2 separate regions of the Mus musculus genome follow, and region 2 is linked to region 1. A link is a loop called in an ENCODE intact Hi-C map of the cell type or tissue named here. Cell type or tissue: left cerebral cortex. All regions are shown on one strand.

What was found. Peaks named below come from ENCODE experiments on the same cell type or tissue, not always from the same donor. Only the 100,000 strongest peaks of a DNase experiment are listed, where the experiment ranks them.
Region 2: it touches region 1 in a loop (2.0-fold over the local background); 3 of 42 quality-filtered maps call a loop at or near these places.

Annotation. Positions count from the first base shown.
Region 1 is chr4:57,430,266-57,438,265 of GRCm38, reverse strand. It overlaps a transcript of Pakap not described here. Among named protein-coding and RNA genes, the nearest start is that of 1700042G15Rik, 70 kb to the right of the region's middle. In left cerebral cortex, no CTCF peak of the experiment used is centred here; DNase peaks (open chromatin) are centred at 3,134, 3,678, 3,858, 4,211 and 1 more place; H3K4me3 peaks cover 2,130 bases; H3K27ac peaks cover 1,898 bases.
Region 2 is chr4:57,604,209-57,612,208 of GRCm38, reverse strand. All of the region lies in intron 2 of Pakap (paralemmin A kinase anchor protein), which reads right to left. Among named protein-coding and RNA genes, the nearest start is that of Gm52699, 14 kb to the left of the region's middle. In left cerebral cortex, a CTCF peak has its summit at 4,402 (motif pointing right); DNase peaks (open chromatin) are centred at 4,464, 5,551 and 5,819; H3K4me3 peaks cover 478 bases.

The sequences.
Region 1 (8,000 bases):
TTGACAACCTTAGCTTATTGAAGACTATCAAATAAATTGATTGTCCCCTTCGCTGGGGAAGACACTTATAGCTCCCAGGTAGTTGGTTGGTTGTGACTGTTTCTAAGTCACCTGTTTTAAATACCTCAAGAAGAAAAAAGGTTTAGGGGTTTTATGTCATTTCTAGAATTGACGTTTTATCGTTGTCTTCAGCAACCCTGGGAAACACTCAGGATGAAATCTGAAACCTCATGAAGCATCTAATGCTTACTTTTTCCCTGAAGGGTTGGGTGTGAAATGCCCCCTACAGGCTCATGTGTTTGGACACGTGATGACCAGGTGGTGATGCTGTGTTATGGAAAGGTTATGGAACTTTTAGGAGGAGCCTAGGTGGGGCAGGCTTTGAGCAGGGCAGCCTGGCCCAACCTGCTATTCTCATTCCTCTGCTGGGCAGCAGATACAATGTGACAGGTTGCCTTCATGCCTTCGTTGCCATGATAGAAGATATCCACTGCCGAAACTATACCCCAACCTACATCCTTTATCACCTAAGTCATTTTGGACAGAATATTTTTATCACAGTAGAAGAGAAACCATCAACTGAGTGCATGCGTGTGTGCACACACGTGCACACATACACCATACAAACCCTTACATAACCCACACTCACACACACTCATACACACGGATGTCAACACGTGCTCACACCACTCACACACACTTACATAAACACACACTCACACGATTCTTCAGCCTTATCCCTGGACCATCTTCTGCTCATTCTTTAAAGCTCCAGACACACCACCCTTCCTTCAGTTCTTCCAACATAGCCAGATAACTCCTGCCTCAGGGCCTTAGCACATGCTGCTTTCATGGCTCTCTCTTCCCTCCACGCCTCACTCAGCCAACTCTACTCCTCCTTTAGCTCTCGAGTTAAATATCCATTTCTCAAGGCAGCTTGGTAGCTTCCCTGGCTAGCCCATCCAACCCCCACGCTCTTCCCATCAGTTCCTCTGCATCCTTTTTTTTCTCACAGCATGTGTTAAACCTTGCATCATATAGCCCCTCTGCTTACTGGTCTCGCATCCACCCTTTCATGACTTTGAACTTTATGCCATGAGAATCATGACTGTTTTATCGTCCATTGATAATCTCAACAAATACCCTTGATGAAATGAAGAAGCTAATCCAGATGTGTTCCTTCTTCACATTGATTTTTCACAAATCTAAGCTGGTCACAGTAAGTGAAGGGGACTGGGACTGTCTGACTCATATCAGAGCAGCCTGGCTGCCTGGGATGAGCTGAGGGATGAGACTGGCACCGCCCAAGTGCCAGGCTTGATGTTTGAGAAAATTTGTTAGACCCAGAAAAATGTAGTATCGTGCAGGAAAGAAAGGAATGGAACGCTACTCACGTTCAGGAAGTGAGGAGAGTATGGTAGACAGACAGCTGGAAATTAGTTAGGTTTGAGGGAAGGTAAGAAGGACTTCCAAATGTCATGTGGGGTGAAAAAGCCAAGGTCAGGCTGACCAGGGTCTATAGAGAGAGGAAGGTATGAAGGAGGCACACCTGGTACCAACCATAGCTAAGACCAGGAGAAAAGAGTGGGGAGTCCTGCAGAGTCTGAGCCACAGTTATAGAGACCAGATGCTAGTCTAGGATAGACGCATTATCATAGACACTGTTCCTCACCCACACAACAAAAACAGGCTGCCATGGACCCAACACTATGAGACAACTGGGCCAGCATTCAATCCCTGGTAAAGAGCCGTATCCATAGTGAAGAATGTGACCAATGGGGAAGAAGCATTCCAGAGGCCAAGCTGCCCAGTTTCTGTACTGAATAGCAGGAGCTTGCCCCAATACTCACTTCTACAATGTCGTCATGGGAACTGCAGTAGGCAGCTGCCCTTAGGACATTGTGTTTCTCTATAAACTATCTGTGGTCTGCAGAGCTAACATAGCAGGTAAAGGCATGTGCTGCCGAGCCTAATGACCCAGGATCCACACAGCAGAGGGAGAGAACCAACTCTCACAGGCTGCCCTCTGACCTCCATGCCTATGTGTTATGGAACACACAACACACAAACACACACACACACAATAAATAAATAAATATTTTAAATTATGGAAATTGTTTAAAAACTGGCTTTCTGCCAACCTGAGACCCTGAAAACTGCCAACAGAGAAATCTGGAGACTACAGCAATAATAATAAACAATAGATACTACTTACAGACACTAAGTGAGACTTACTAAGCATGCTTTGTCCTGGGTCTGTTCTAAGATGTGTATATATGTATTAGCACATGTGTGCATATATGTATATGTATAAAAATTGATTAATATTTACTAAACAAACAAAAAAAACCCTGCACAAAACAGCTGCTCTTATTATTTCGTTTTCCAGGTGGGAAAGTGAAACCTGAGAGACTGCCATTATTCAGCAATGTGTCAAAGGACTCAGTCCCAGACAACGCGACTCTGGAGGCCCGCTCTTAACCTCTAACTCCTCTATTTGTCCTCATGATTTACAAAGCCCTTCAAAGGAGAGGCAAACAGTATCCAGTCCCCTCAGTAACACTAACTAATAAGGAATATCTTTCCTGTTGTGCAGTTGGGGAAACTGAGGCTTATGGCCATTAAAACACTGGTGAAGGAAATCAACAAATGCTGTTGCCGGCCAAGCACTATTTTCTACAAGCCCAGCTCACTCCTAACTTCCCACACCACCTCTCATTCCTCCTTCCTGCAGGTTGAGGATTAGATTGCATCTATACATACAACTGGCTATGCAGAAAATAAAAGCTGAATCTCGAGTTTGGGGGTCTGGCATGGAGACCCTGGTATCTTAAAACATGACATTATTTCCAACCTGAAATATTATTTCATATGGCCTCGGAGTCAGTGAGTATCCGTGGGAAGAGAGGGAGTAACTGACCATGTGAGCAAAGATGTAATTGCTGGCTTTCCTGGAGAGGCAGGCTAACGCCTGTCACACGAACCTTACTGCAGTATCAGCTTAGGAGCATGACCAGGAACTGGGAGATGCAAAGACAGAGAACCGAGCACCCTAAGTCGGGGTCCACACCGGGAGCCCTCATTGTATCTTTCTGGTTACCGCCTCTCTTGTCTCCATGCCATCTTTTCCCCACCCTCTCAAGCAAGCAATGCGGGCGATGCCCAACGTTGACATTGAACCTCAGACTGCCGCTAGGACATTTCTGTCTCATTTCTCCGATTGCCCCAAGAGCAAATCAATTATTGTGGGTCCGCTGGTGGCTTCTAGTAGCCAGTTCTGGCTCATATCTCCCACAACTCATCATCCTTGCTTACACCACATCTGCTTCGAATCCGCAGTGACACCCCCTACACATACACACACCTCTTAACTGCAGTCCAATAATGCTGACATGGTCAGAATCGGAAGTAATGGCTATTGAGGCCAACTCCCCCAAGAAAGGCAAGGTCGGGGCAAAAACCCAGAGGAGCTCAGAACAGATCTGGCTCCTTAGAAACCTGACCCACCATGTACCCCAAGGCAGTGGCACAAATCCCCGCGGCTCAGGACTGCCCGATACCCGCTTCGCAGAGGCTGCTATAGAAACATCGAGACGAACACACTGGACTGAAATTAAACACCCAGGCTGGACCGAGTTGAGCGGGGATCGGTCACCATGGCAACATGCCCAGAGAGGCAGCGAGCGACGCACGGCGCGGGGATACTCACTCCATCGCGGGGCTCCGGGCAGCCCGGCGCGCTGCTGCGGGGCTCCGGGCGCTGCTGGCCTCTGCCAGGGCCGGGGCACTCTGGCCGCGCGCTAGGTGGAGCAGCCAAGCCGTCCCCGTCCCCGCCCGCTTCCCTCCTCCCCTGGAGCACTGGCAAGAAAACGCTCAGGCTCTCGCAGCTCCCAGCCTGCGAATAAAACGGGAAGCAATTGGATAACGTTATTCGCTGGGCGCTAGACCGAGCCTCTTAAGGGGATCCTAAAGGGAGCGTGCCACCAGCTGTACGACCGGGGAGGCGGCCACCTCGCACCCTAGTCCCCCGGGCGCCTGAGGCTCCAGGTGCGCCCGCGACTCCCCTGGGACCCACGGCGGCGCCGGGCGGAGCTCCGGAAGAAGCGTGGGAGGGGGTGAGGGGCGGTGGCGACGGGTGGCACAGTCTAAGGTCGGTAGGGAAACGATGGAGTCTTCGGCAAGGTGGCAGCTGTCGCCACCTAGAAGTTGCAGGAGGCTTCTGGCCTCTGCGAAATAGCAAGCCTTGCCACCAGTGGGGCTTGTCTGAGACTGTGAAACGCCATTGTGCCAGCGCAGCCGGTATCTGCGGGAGGTACCAGAGAAACTCCAGCGGCGCTGCGGCAAGTTCATGCGGTGTTTCCACTCGGGCGACCCCACGCCCTTTCTCAGTGACACTCCATATTCTCCAATCTCCTGACTGCCAGGAAGATATTCTTCAGATGTCCCTCCCTGGTCTGTTTTCTTGAACGACGTCTGTTTTCTTGTTAGATTGGATATGATTCTCCAAGTTACCTCAGCCCCACCCTGTGGTAATAAGCTTCACACCCTTGTCACTCCCAGGCATGATTCTCTGCCCACGACAACTCGAAGAGGTATCTACTAACAGGTCCCTCACCCACTGCAATGATCAGTGAGTGGAGCAAGCTTCAGTGTCTCCACGTATTGCCTGGTCCGTCTACTAGGAGGGCTGTTGGGTGCAATCTAGGCAAAGCCATCAATCCCTGCAGTAGCTGAGCTCCAGGCTAAAAGAGAAAGACAATGCATGGAGGAGGGGAGACACCCCCCCCCCTCGCATGGCTGAAAATGTTATAAATAAATAAATAAGGTCAGAGAAATGGCTCAGTGGGTAAAGGTGCTTGCCATGTAAGCCTGAAGACCTGAGTTCTATCAAGGTGGAAGGGAAAGAAGCAATTCCATAAAATTGTCCTCTGACTTCCACATGTCCTGTCGCACCCATCCACCCACAAATACATACTCAAAACATGCACGCGCGCACACACACACACACACAAATGTTTGTTTCTTTGCTTGTTTCTCGAGACAGGGTTTCTCTGTGTAACAGCCCTGGTTGTCCTGGAACTCTCTTTGTAGACCAGGATGGCCTTGAACTCACAGAGATCCACCTACCTCTGCCGGGATCCCCAGTGCTGAGATTAAAAGCGCACCTTTAATTAAAGCCACCACCCATGCATGACTTGTTCCATTATAATTCTTTATCAGAATATGCAGTGTCTGATGATCTTAAATTTACTTGTGATGTTTGCAGAACTCTATGAATAACCCAAAATTTACTGGGGTTTTTTTGTGATTTTCTTGGTAATTTACTTGCATCTTTTAGTGATATGCACCCCCTGTAATCCCAACGCTGATTGGGTAGGCAGAGGAGGAGGAAGAACACATTTTCAATGTACAAAGTAAAGTTAAGACTTTCTCAAAGATAAACAATCAAAGCAAAGTTGAGTGCTCTACTTAGCCAGAGGCTTGAAGAAAGGATTTTCTACCTGACTGGAAAGGAGAGTGGATACAGATGGGCACTCAGCAGGAGCCAGCATCAGGTGAGGACTTCAGGCTGGAAAGGGCCCCACCCATTATCAAGATAAAGAAAACAGAGTAATTGCAATAGAGACTCCTGCCTTCCCTCTCTAGGGAGTGAGCTGGAAAGTCAGGACCAGTGGGTGTTCGTGGAGCTGTCTGTCCACATATGCTCCTGTCTCCTCAGAGCTCTTGGAGACAGGTAGGAAATCATCAAAGCCTTTAGCACTCATGCCTCTCCCGCTGCCATCCTCCCTGGATCCTTCCAGGGAGGTTTTCATACTCACCAGCTGGACCAGAAGCTCACAGATTGGTGTGACTGGTTGGCCAGAGACCAGTAAAAATCTGCCTGTCTCTTCTTTCCCAGCACTGGGATTACAAATCAGTGCCGCCATGGTACAGTTGTACCATGCTTGGTCTTCTTGTGGGACTCCTAACCGTGGGAGGAAAGGGGCTGTCTCTGACTCTGTTCCCTGTTTTGGGGACTCTTTTCCCCTTGCTAGCCCCATCCAGCCTTAATAGGAGAGGAGGTGCCTAGTCTTATTGCAACTTGATATGCCACAGCTGATGGATACTCATGGGAGGCTTGCCCTTGTCTAAGGAGAAGAAGAGGAGTGGATGGGGGAGGGGAGACGAGGGAGAGGACAGAAGAGGGGAGGGCAGAAGAGAGGAGGGCAGGGAGGGACTACCAGGAGAGGAGGAAGGTAAAACTGTGGTTGGAATGTAAAATAGATAAATAGATAAGATAGATAGATAGATAGATAGATAGATAGATAGATAGATAGATAGATAGATAGATGGATGGATGGATGGATGGATGGATGGATGGATGGATGGATGGATGGATAGATAGATAGATAGATAGATAGATAGATAGATAGATAGATAGATAGATAGATAGATAGATAGACAGATAGATTTTTAAAAGAAAGAATGAATGAAAAAAGAAGGAAAGAAAAGAAGTCATTGCTACTTGGTCAGCTTTCTTTACATGGATGCTGGAGAACGCACTTACACTTTACCAACTGAGCCATCTTCTCTGGCCCTGACCTACGCTTAAAAAGTCAGAGATCCTCAGTCCTGGGCTAACTTACCAAGTGTCTTCAAAAAGCTAGAAGACCCTGGATTCTACAAAATTCTGTTCCAAGGGGCTTCCTTACTGAAATCATTTCTTTTCAGCCTTACCAGTTCCAGTCTTCCTGTCTATGCTTCAGTCCTCACATAGGGAGAAGGAGCAAAGAAAAGCCAAGGACCTGTGGTGCCAGTCAGCTCTCAGGAAGGTTCTCAGGCTCCTCCTCCACTCAAGTCTTTGTCCACAGTGTAGTCATATGGTGTCCCAAGTAAGTTTCCAGAGAGACTGGACAAAGCAGACGTCATTCAGCACAGCCAGGAATACAGCCCAAGTTATGTGCTTGTACTCCCACGAACAGAGAAAAATGAATACTGAAAGGCAGCCATGGATCAAAGCTTGGCCCATGCCATGTCACAAGCTTTAGCATTCAGGCTTCTGGGTCCCCAGGCCCATGGCCATAGTTCATCATAAGGTTCATGCGATGATTTGTATATGCTCGGCCCAGGGAGTGGTGCTATTAGAAAGTGTAGCCCTGTTGGAGTAGTTGTGGCCTTGTTGAAGTAGGTGTGTTACTGTGGGTGTGGGCTTAAAACCCTCGCCCTAGCTGCCTAGAAGCCAGTCTTCTAGCAGCCTTCAGATGAAAATGTAGAATTCTCAGCTCCTCCAGCACCATGCCTGCCTGGATGCTGCCATACTCTCACCTTGATGATAATGGACTGAACCTCTGAACCTGTAAGCCAGCCCCCAATTAAATGCTGTTCTTATAAGAGTTGCCTTCATCATGGTGCCTGTTCAGAGCAGTAAAACCCTAAGACAGTCTCCCATGGCATATTCAGTGCAAACATCTCGGTCTTCTAGCGTGGGTTCTAAGGAGTGCTTGACGGTTTGGTCACTCAGTTCTTTCCCCTTTCTTCCTCTTCTTGTTTCTTGAAGTCAGTTTTACGGAGTGTAACTTACAGATAACAAAATTGGTCCTTGGAGTGAGTATACAGATCCCTTCACCTCCCCGCCCAAGCACAACTGCATATGTTTCTTTAAAAAAAAAAAAATCAAAAGCTTGCCGGCTATGCCGCCATTGTACTCATGGATATGGAACCATCCTCTGGGGCACAAGGTTCTTAAGTAATTCACGAGAACTGTAATTCCTTTTGGGGGTCAGGTTGCTTATATCAGCAATTTGCTGACTCCTGAGGGCTGCCCACTATCTGTGGACCCTAGACTCTTGCACCTTCTGGGGAGGATGGCGGCTGCTTACCTTTGTGTTGTTTTATTCGTATCGCCTTCTGTAGATGAAGAGACAGTAGTTTGGAGTATTAAATGCCTGGCCCTGTCTGGTGTTAGCAAGCGTAAAAACTATCACCAGACCTAACATCTTTAACCTGGTGGTCTAGAAAAA
Region 2 (8,000 bases), 170 kb before region 1:
TCAATGCTTTTGGCTTTATCCGTCCTGCTCCGAATATTCCCCTTCTTCAGAGGCTACCCAGCATCTCAAAAGGCAGCTTCCAGCACTGACGTTAGAACAAAGCTGCCTGTGGATTCTGACCAAAGCTCACCAAAGGGAGCCGCTGCTATGTATGCGCTTGTGACCTGGGAAGTTTGGAAGCCGAGTCTAACAACATTTGATTAATCTCATGCACCAGACAGGCAGAGGAAGCTGAGCACAGAGAGGAGGGGAGGGGGGAGGAGCGAGAGGAAGAGGAATAGAGGGGCAGAGAGAGAAAGATGGACAGAAAAATTTCTAGTGACTTTTTGGAGCTTACATCATACACAGCCACGTTTGTTTCTGGTTCTGGGAAACAGCCTGGTGTCTTCACAATGACGCCCCTCTTCTTGTCAGGCTGGCCCACGCTGGGCTCCACTTCTTAGAACCTCTGGCTCCCGCTAATACATTTCTCATGTAACACACGCAACCGTGCGTCTGGTATTATTTTACCCTTCAAATCTAATTAGCCCCACAAGCAGAGGCTGGATAAGGAAAAGGCGCCCAGGTCTCGAAGGAAAAACATTAACTTATGAAAAACTATTTTTTTCATTGAGAAAAAAAAAATCACATGCCTTTGGTCCTGAAGTGCCTCTGTAAGCAATGGAATCTGGGATGACTGCGTTTTTTGACACACACAGAAAGGATCATTTTACAAAGTCCTTCCAAGATTGGTAGAGTCACGTGGTCCAGAGAGGCACTGGAAACAGCTGGGCCGCAGGCCTGGGGCAAGCCTAGACAGATCCCTGCTTTATGGGTTCCCTAGTCCGTTTCTAATCAGAGAGCCCAGAAAAAGCACCACTGAGATCTGTATCTACAGCCCTTGAATTCATACCAGAGTATCTTTTCCACAGTATTGCGAAGCCTGTGACACCAGAGCCATGCCTTCTATATCCACATTCTTGTCATTAGTACTTTACCAACAAAAATAAGCCTTTCCATGTTTGTTGAGTGAATGCATGAAAGCCTAAGCAGTCCATGAACAATCCTAAGTGAGACGAAACAGGAGCTGAGTTACATGGGGCTGTGCCGAAGAGGGCCTCTGCCGTGGGTTGGTTATACCTGGTGTCACTTGAGAGCTCATGAGGCTGCCATTTCCCTTGATGATGGTACGTGTTGGAGACAGACCCTGTGTCTGACTTGAAAAGAAGGAGCAGTTCTAAAACAATCTGAAACTTTGGGCACTGAAATAGACTCAGGCACTTGAGTGAAATTGGAATACTCTGTAGGTAGGAGATCCTGGGGTGGTCAAGAACCAACTAGGGCAAACTTTGGCAAGCAACTCCTGAAGCCAGTGAGTTTCAGTAGTCATTGTCAACTTGAGGGGACCTAGAGTCACCTAGACGGTGGGTGCGGCACACCTGTGTGTCTGTGAGAACATTCCATATCACCTTGGATACAAATGGCACCATTCCATGCCCTGGAGGATAGGGTAAACTAAAACTGAGGGAAGAGGAGATAGCCAGCCTTCCCCCTTCTCCACTTCCTGTCCCACTGTGATGATCAAAGCTGCTTGGTTACGCCTCCCCATCATGATGGACGGGCACCTATGAAACCAGAACCCAAAGAGCTCCCTTCTCCTGTAAATTGTTCATTTTGTTCTAAGTATGACTGTGAAAATTCCAGAGCTAGAGGGTCTAACCCACGGCCTGAGGCCTGGGACAGCTTGTGTGGCTGTGTCACACAAAATAAACATATAATGCAATCTGTGGGCTGTTGTATACCCTTGGTTTAATGTGCAGCCAATGACAATTTTTTTGTCCAATGGCGTCGTAGAGAAGCCCAAAGGAACTCCAGACCCTGCTTTATCGTCTCACAACCCAGCATAGACCTTATGTCAGTTATGCATGTGGCATAGAAGTTTACCACAGTTACATAATGTCCCGCACATGTTGTGGTGGTTCCAATAGGTTTGGCTCGCAGAGAGTCGTGCGTTTGAATGCTTGGTCACAGGGAGTGGCACGATTAGGAAATGTGGCCTTGTTAGAGGAAGGGCATTATGACTCTGTAGGTGGCTTTGATGTCTCATATATATTCAGTTCTGGCCAATGTGGCATAGTCCCCTTCTGCTGCCTGTGGATCAAGATGGAGAACTCTCAGCTCCTCATCCAGTGTCATGCCTGCCTGGATGCTGCCATGCTTCCCATCGTGATGATAATGGACGGAACCTCTGAAACTGTAAGCCAGTCCCAATTACATGTCGTCCTTTATAAAAGTTGCCTTGGTCATGGTGTCTTCACAGCAATAAAACCCTAAGACATATGCCAATCGCATTAAATGGATCCCAAGTCTTTATTTTACACCCAATTCCAAACTAAACATACTTTAATCATTTTTAATCATAGTGGGTTAGAGAAGAGCATTTTCATGAAAGTATATATAAACTAAATTTTCCAATCTCCTCCCTCTTTTTTGAGACAGGGTCTCATTATTCAGCCTTGACTGGCCTGAAATTTGCTGTGTAGGTTGGCCTCAAACTAATAGCTATCCACCTGCCTCTGCTTCCCCGGTGCTGAGGTTAAAGGTATGTACCACACTGGGCTAATCCCTTTCTTGATCCACAGGCTCTGACTTTGACTTTAGGTTTAAAAGAACTAATCTTTTGGTGGTTTGTGGTCTCACACAGAACACCAAAGAAGTCAAGACTGTCTGTTCTAATTTATAACCATTGATCGCTGCAGGAACATTGTTTGGAGAAAGAAAAGAGGGCCCCAAAGATGAACATACACAGCACACGTATGTGATCCAGTTGTTGAGAGGGAGAGAGGGGGCCAGAGGGAAGGAGCAAGGAACTCTTAGAGCCAGCAGCTTCCAGTGAGGTATGTAGAGGCGTGGCCACTGAAACCTATGCCCCTCCAGCCGTGCAGGTTTGTCTGTGATCATGGAAAAGAGAGCGGTGGAGATAGAGGATCAGGTTATCAGGGACCCTGTCACCTGACCCTCGAGCCTGGAGAAGAAGGGTCTTCTCTTGTTTCCCAAATAGCTAACAGGATATTAGAGGAACTTGGCAGGTGCCCCTGGAATCAATTTGTTGTTGAAGTTTATTGCTTAAAACACAAACAAACTTATTTCTCACCAGAATTACTGAAATGTGGAAGCTTCTGTGAAATTTTCTTCAAGGTGAGTTTTAAATGTATTACATGCCTTGGCTAACTTAGTATGAGTGAATAACTTGGAATTGTGGGATTCATGGCAACTATCTAGCATTGATTGCTCTGTCTCTTTCTCTCTCTCTCTCTCTCTCTCTCTCTCTCTCTCTCTCTCTCTCTCTCTCTTTCTCTCTCTCTCTCTTTCTCTCTCTCTCTCTCTCTCCAGGGCTTTTAAATGATGTGTCCCAGAAAATGTTCCCCAGGAATTGCCATCATTGTCAGGAGAAGCCAGAAAAGTCGGTTACTAACACACGTTTGCCTCTCAGTTCTAAAACACGGTGTGATTAGTTTTCTGACATTAGGACTCATGATGGGTGCCTTCCTTGCCAATCTTAACTGTCTCAGACTTGTATACCTGTACACGCGTGTATGGCAGTGTGCGTCATATGCATCACAGTGCATGTATGGTGGTCAGAGGACAACCTCGAGTATCAGCCCTTGGCGTCTACCTTGTTCGGACACAGGGTCTCTTGCTGTTCTGTGTGTTACTAGGCTAGCTGGCCTGCAAGCCATCAGGGTGTTCCCTGCCTCTGCCTTCCATCCTGACACAGAAACACCACACCCAGTTTTACATGGGGCCAGGTCCTCGCGTGTGGGCATCAAGTGCTTTACCCACTGAACTCTCTCCCCAGCCCAAACTCAAGGTTTAATGACAATAGCAAGCCTGTCACTGTGAACCATCCATATCTGTGCCCTATTCTGAAAGCACCAAAGTGTACCACCCATGCATGCTTTGGGGTCTTTGAGTTTTCCCATCCAGGGCTCTAAATTTAGAAAATAATACAGGTAATCAAAGATTTGCATTAAAACACAAAACAAAACAAAATCCACAAGCTCAGAAACATGAACAAAATCAACATTTAGTTAAATGAGTTCTTGGGTAGTCACTACCTGGCTAAAAATAAATAGACCAGGCCAGCATTTCCAGAGGCCTCTTCAGGTGTGGTGCCAAAGTCAGCATGTCTCCCTCCACTTGACAGGAGCCCTGACAGCAGCGTTCTGTGTTATAACTCTTCATAGGCCCTCAGGTTACAGGATGCTGTCGCTCACAGTCATTATTTGCACCATTAAAAGACTGGGCAGTAAATAGTCTCTGAAAGCCTTATTTATACTTCTCCCATTTTTATAGCAGCCCAGTTAAGAAGCACTCATTAGCGTGTTTTAATATGCCTTCTCATCCCGACAAAATATGAGGAATGCGGTTAAGAAACTTCATCCACGAGGGGGCGCCACATCCCTTTATGTTCTTCTCAGCGGGGAAGCCAACCCTTCTCTGGCCTGGTTCCCAGTGAGGCTACCAAGACACAGGCTGTGTGGGAAATCCACTGAATGACTTCGTTACCTTATTGCACATCACAAAATGGGCTCGTCGGCTTAAATTCAATCCAGAAAGGTTGCCAAAATTCTCGAGCAGCTGCTTCCAAGAGCGAACCTGTGTGTCAACGACTTTTCCACTAAGAACCAAAGTCCGTGAAATTGAGGGATGGGGGGTGGCGAGAACATTTGGAATGGACAAAGGGCCCTGTTTCCAACCCGAAATGAAACACAGCTGGCTTACAGCTGTGCTACCTCCTTCACCGCACATGGAGTCAAGTCGCAACACAGAATGAAGCTTTCTGTGATGGCCTCTGAGCCTCCCCTGCCAGCCACCGGCTACTCGCTTCCTGTATTCCCTTTGATACACACGGACTGTGTATACTCGGGTCCAGTTCATCAGGGAGACGGGTTTCTCCCTAAGTCCCTCATCCACCTCTACACTCTGGCTTCTGATTTTTGTGGGTTTTTTTTTTTTCCAGATCTTTAAGCCATGAAGACATCTGAACTCTTCAATCACAGAAGGTTAAGATTTTAAAATTATACTTGCTTTCTCTGTGATTTATAACTATTTATATTTTCCCACCCTGACAGTTCTCTGCACTGGACCAAGCCTGGGTGCCAAGTGTGCACCAGAGCAGGACATTAAGGTTATGCACAGCGCGTTTCTACTTTAAAACCAGCCTCACATCATGCCAAAAGGCCAGGGACCGCACCCGAGTGTCAAGCAGCCACACAAGTCCCAACTGGGGTGTTTTCACATTTTAAATGCTCACTGCAATTCAAATCTTAACCATAGACTTATAAGCTTAACTTATATTAGTTAAGGGAGCTCTGTACTGCATGTCACTTTGTTCAAATCATTTTACGTTCCTCAGGTTTGTTCTTAACATACTGATTTACCGATTTGGACAGTTCAATTTGAGTGAAGGCATCTATCCGAATGCAGCTAAGACAAGACTGTAAGGTCCATAGTTTGGATCCTATTCATTCTTTGGAAGAGTGGGAAGTACTCCCCTCCGGGCAAACCGGTCTAGTTTTAGACTTGGTACAAAGTGTAGGACAGTCCTGAGAATGTGGGCTTCTGAGTCAGCTAGCATCAGGATCAGGAAGTGGCTTTGGAACTGTCCTTACTCTCTAATGACACTCCCATGTGACAACCCCTCTGACCTCATGAGAAAAGTCTCATTCCCTGGTCCTTTCAACTCTTCTCTGTAACTGATCTTTTGGTCACTTTCCCATATCAGCTGGTGACTTCATCTGTTGGTTCATAGAATCCACATGAAGTGCTGCCGCTATCACCCCGGGTGACTCACACAAGTCCTGTTGCCATGACTCCCTGACAACTCATTTCTGATAGCTTCCATCCCCACACTCCTCATCCACCTACACTCAAGGCCAAACTCTAACCTCTCCTCACGAATGAAATGTCCCAATGCAGCAGCCCAGACCCCAGCCAGGTTCTCATCCTTCCATGTCTCTCACTAGCTCGTGCTCACCACATCTTTGCTTGGACCCCATCCTCAACTTCTTTTTCTCCTGATCTATCAACAGCTCTTCCAGTTTCCCTTCACATCTTTTCAGCTAAGATCATGTGGATCAGTAGCCTCAACAAGTCTCATCCTACACCATTAACAAACTTTTAGCTTCCTTCTGCCTATGGTCAGCTGACAAAAGTCCCAAATCAGGGTTAATCCCATCCTTCGTCCCCAAGATCAAATACCTTGATGTAAGTACCAACTACATGCGTAGGGTCTTCTATCTCAGCCAGGCCGCCAATGCAGTCCTGGAACCTTTGTATCAACTCTCCAGAGTCAGTGAAAGACACATCTAGTCCAACTCAAGCTTATGCTTAATATCCATAGAAACTCAACATAGATTGTGTTGTTTATAAATAAAGACTATTAGCCATTTATCTGCGTTCTGTTGCTTCTTGACCTCTGAGGGACCATCCCCATCAATAGCTGTCACCTCTTTCTCTCATTTAAGAATTTAGAGTCTTCTTTCTTTCTTTCTTTCTTTCTTTCTTTCTTTCTTTCTTTCTTTCTTTCTTTCTCTCTCTCTCTCTTTCTTTCTTTCTTTCTCTCTCTCTCTCCTTCTCTCTCTCTCTTTCTTTCTTTCTTTCTTTCTTTCTTTCTTTCTTCCTTCTTTCCTTTCTTTCTTTCTTTCTTTTTCCTCCCTCCCTCCCTCCCTTCCTTCCTTCCTTTTCCCCTTCTTCTTCTTCCCCCTCCCCTCTCTCTCCCCTTTCCCTTCCTTCTCCTCCTCCTCTTCCTTTCTTCTTCTCCTCCTCCTCCTCCTCCTCCTCCTCCTCCTTCTTCTTCTTCTTCTTCTTCTTCTACTTCTTCTTCTTCTTCCTCCTCCTCCTCCTCCTCTTCCTCTTCCTCTTCTTCTTCCTCTTCTTCTTGTTCTTCTTCTTGTTCTTCTTGTTCTTGTTCTTCTTGTTCTTTCTTCTTCTTGTTCTTCTTCTTGTTCTTCTTCTTGTTCTTCTTCTTCTTCTTCTTCTTCTTCTTCTTCTTCTTCTTCTTCTTCTTCTTCTTCTTCTTCTTCTTCTTCTTCTTCTTCTTTTCAAGACAGAGTTTATCTGTGTTTCCTAGCTGTCCTCAAACTCAGAGATCCTCCTGTCTCTGCCTCCTGACTGCTGGGATTAAAGTATGCACCGCCAACCAACTGACCTCAGAGACTTTCTCTACATAAAGAATCCATGTACACCCTATGTCCTTGAGAGCCTTGGCTTTCTTCTTTGCTTTACAGCCACGATACTTAGAAAGGCAAATGCTTCACTTGACATTCCCACTTCCTCTCAGCTCAGCTGTATACCCACCTGTCTACCAGAGCTTGCTTGTCCATTCTTCTCATGGCTGCCAGTCACTTTCCAGTTGGTATGTTCAATGGATGCTTTCCAGACTTGTCTAGTTACTGTCAACTCTGCTTGGCATCATGTATTGCTCCCTGCTTCTTGAAAAGTCCTTTCCTCTTCTCTAACCACTCCCCTTCTGCCTACTGATTTCTCTCCTACCCTCTGGCTGCCTCATGCCTTAAATGTGGGTTGTCAGACTGACTTACGTTCTCCATTCTTTCCCTGGATAGCACCATTCAGTTAGTCACATGGCTGTGGTTCCCAAACCAGGTCACACTCCTGTCTTATGTGTTTCTATATCCTTTTGCCACACCAGGCACCTCATCCGTGTGTTTAAAAGATACACTGGTATCAGTACATCCATACTAAGGTTATTCTTTTCCCTCATATGTGTTCATTACCAACCATCTGCTCTCCTGTATATGAAACACAGACTTCTCCATAATTTATTTCTCCATATTTCTTATTCCTTATTCAATCAGCTCCAAGATCCAGCAACTCAATGCCATACTCACCACATCTACACCTTCTTCCCTATCTCCACAGCCACGTTCTGCCTCCACCTGGTCCCTAATCTATTCTTTGATCAACAATGACATAGATGCCTTTGACTGATGTTCCTG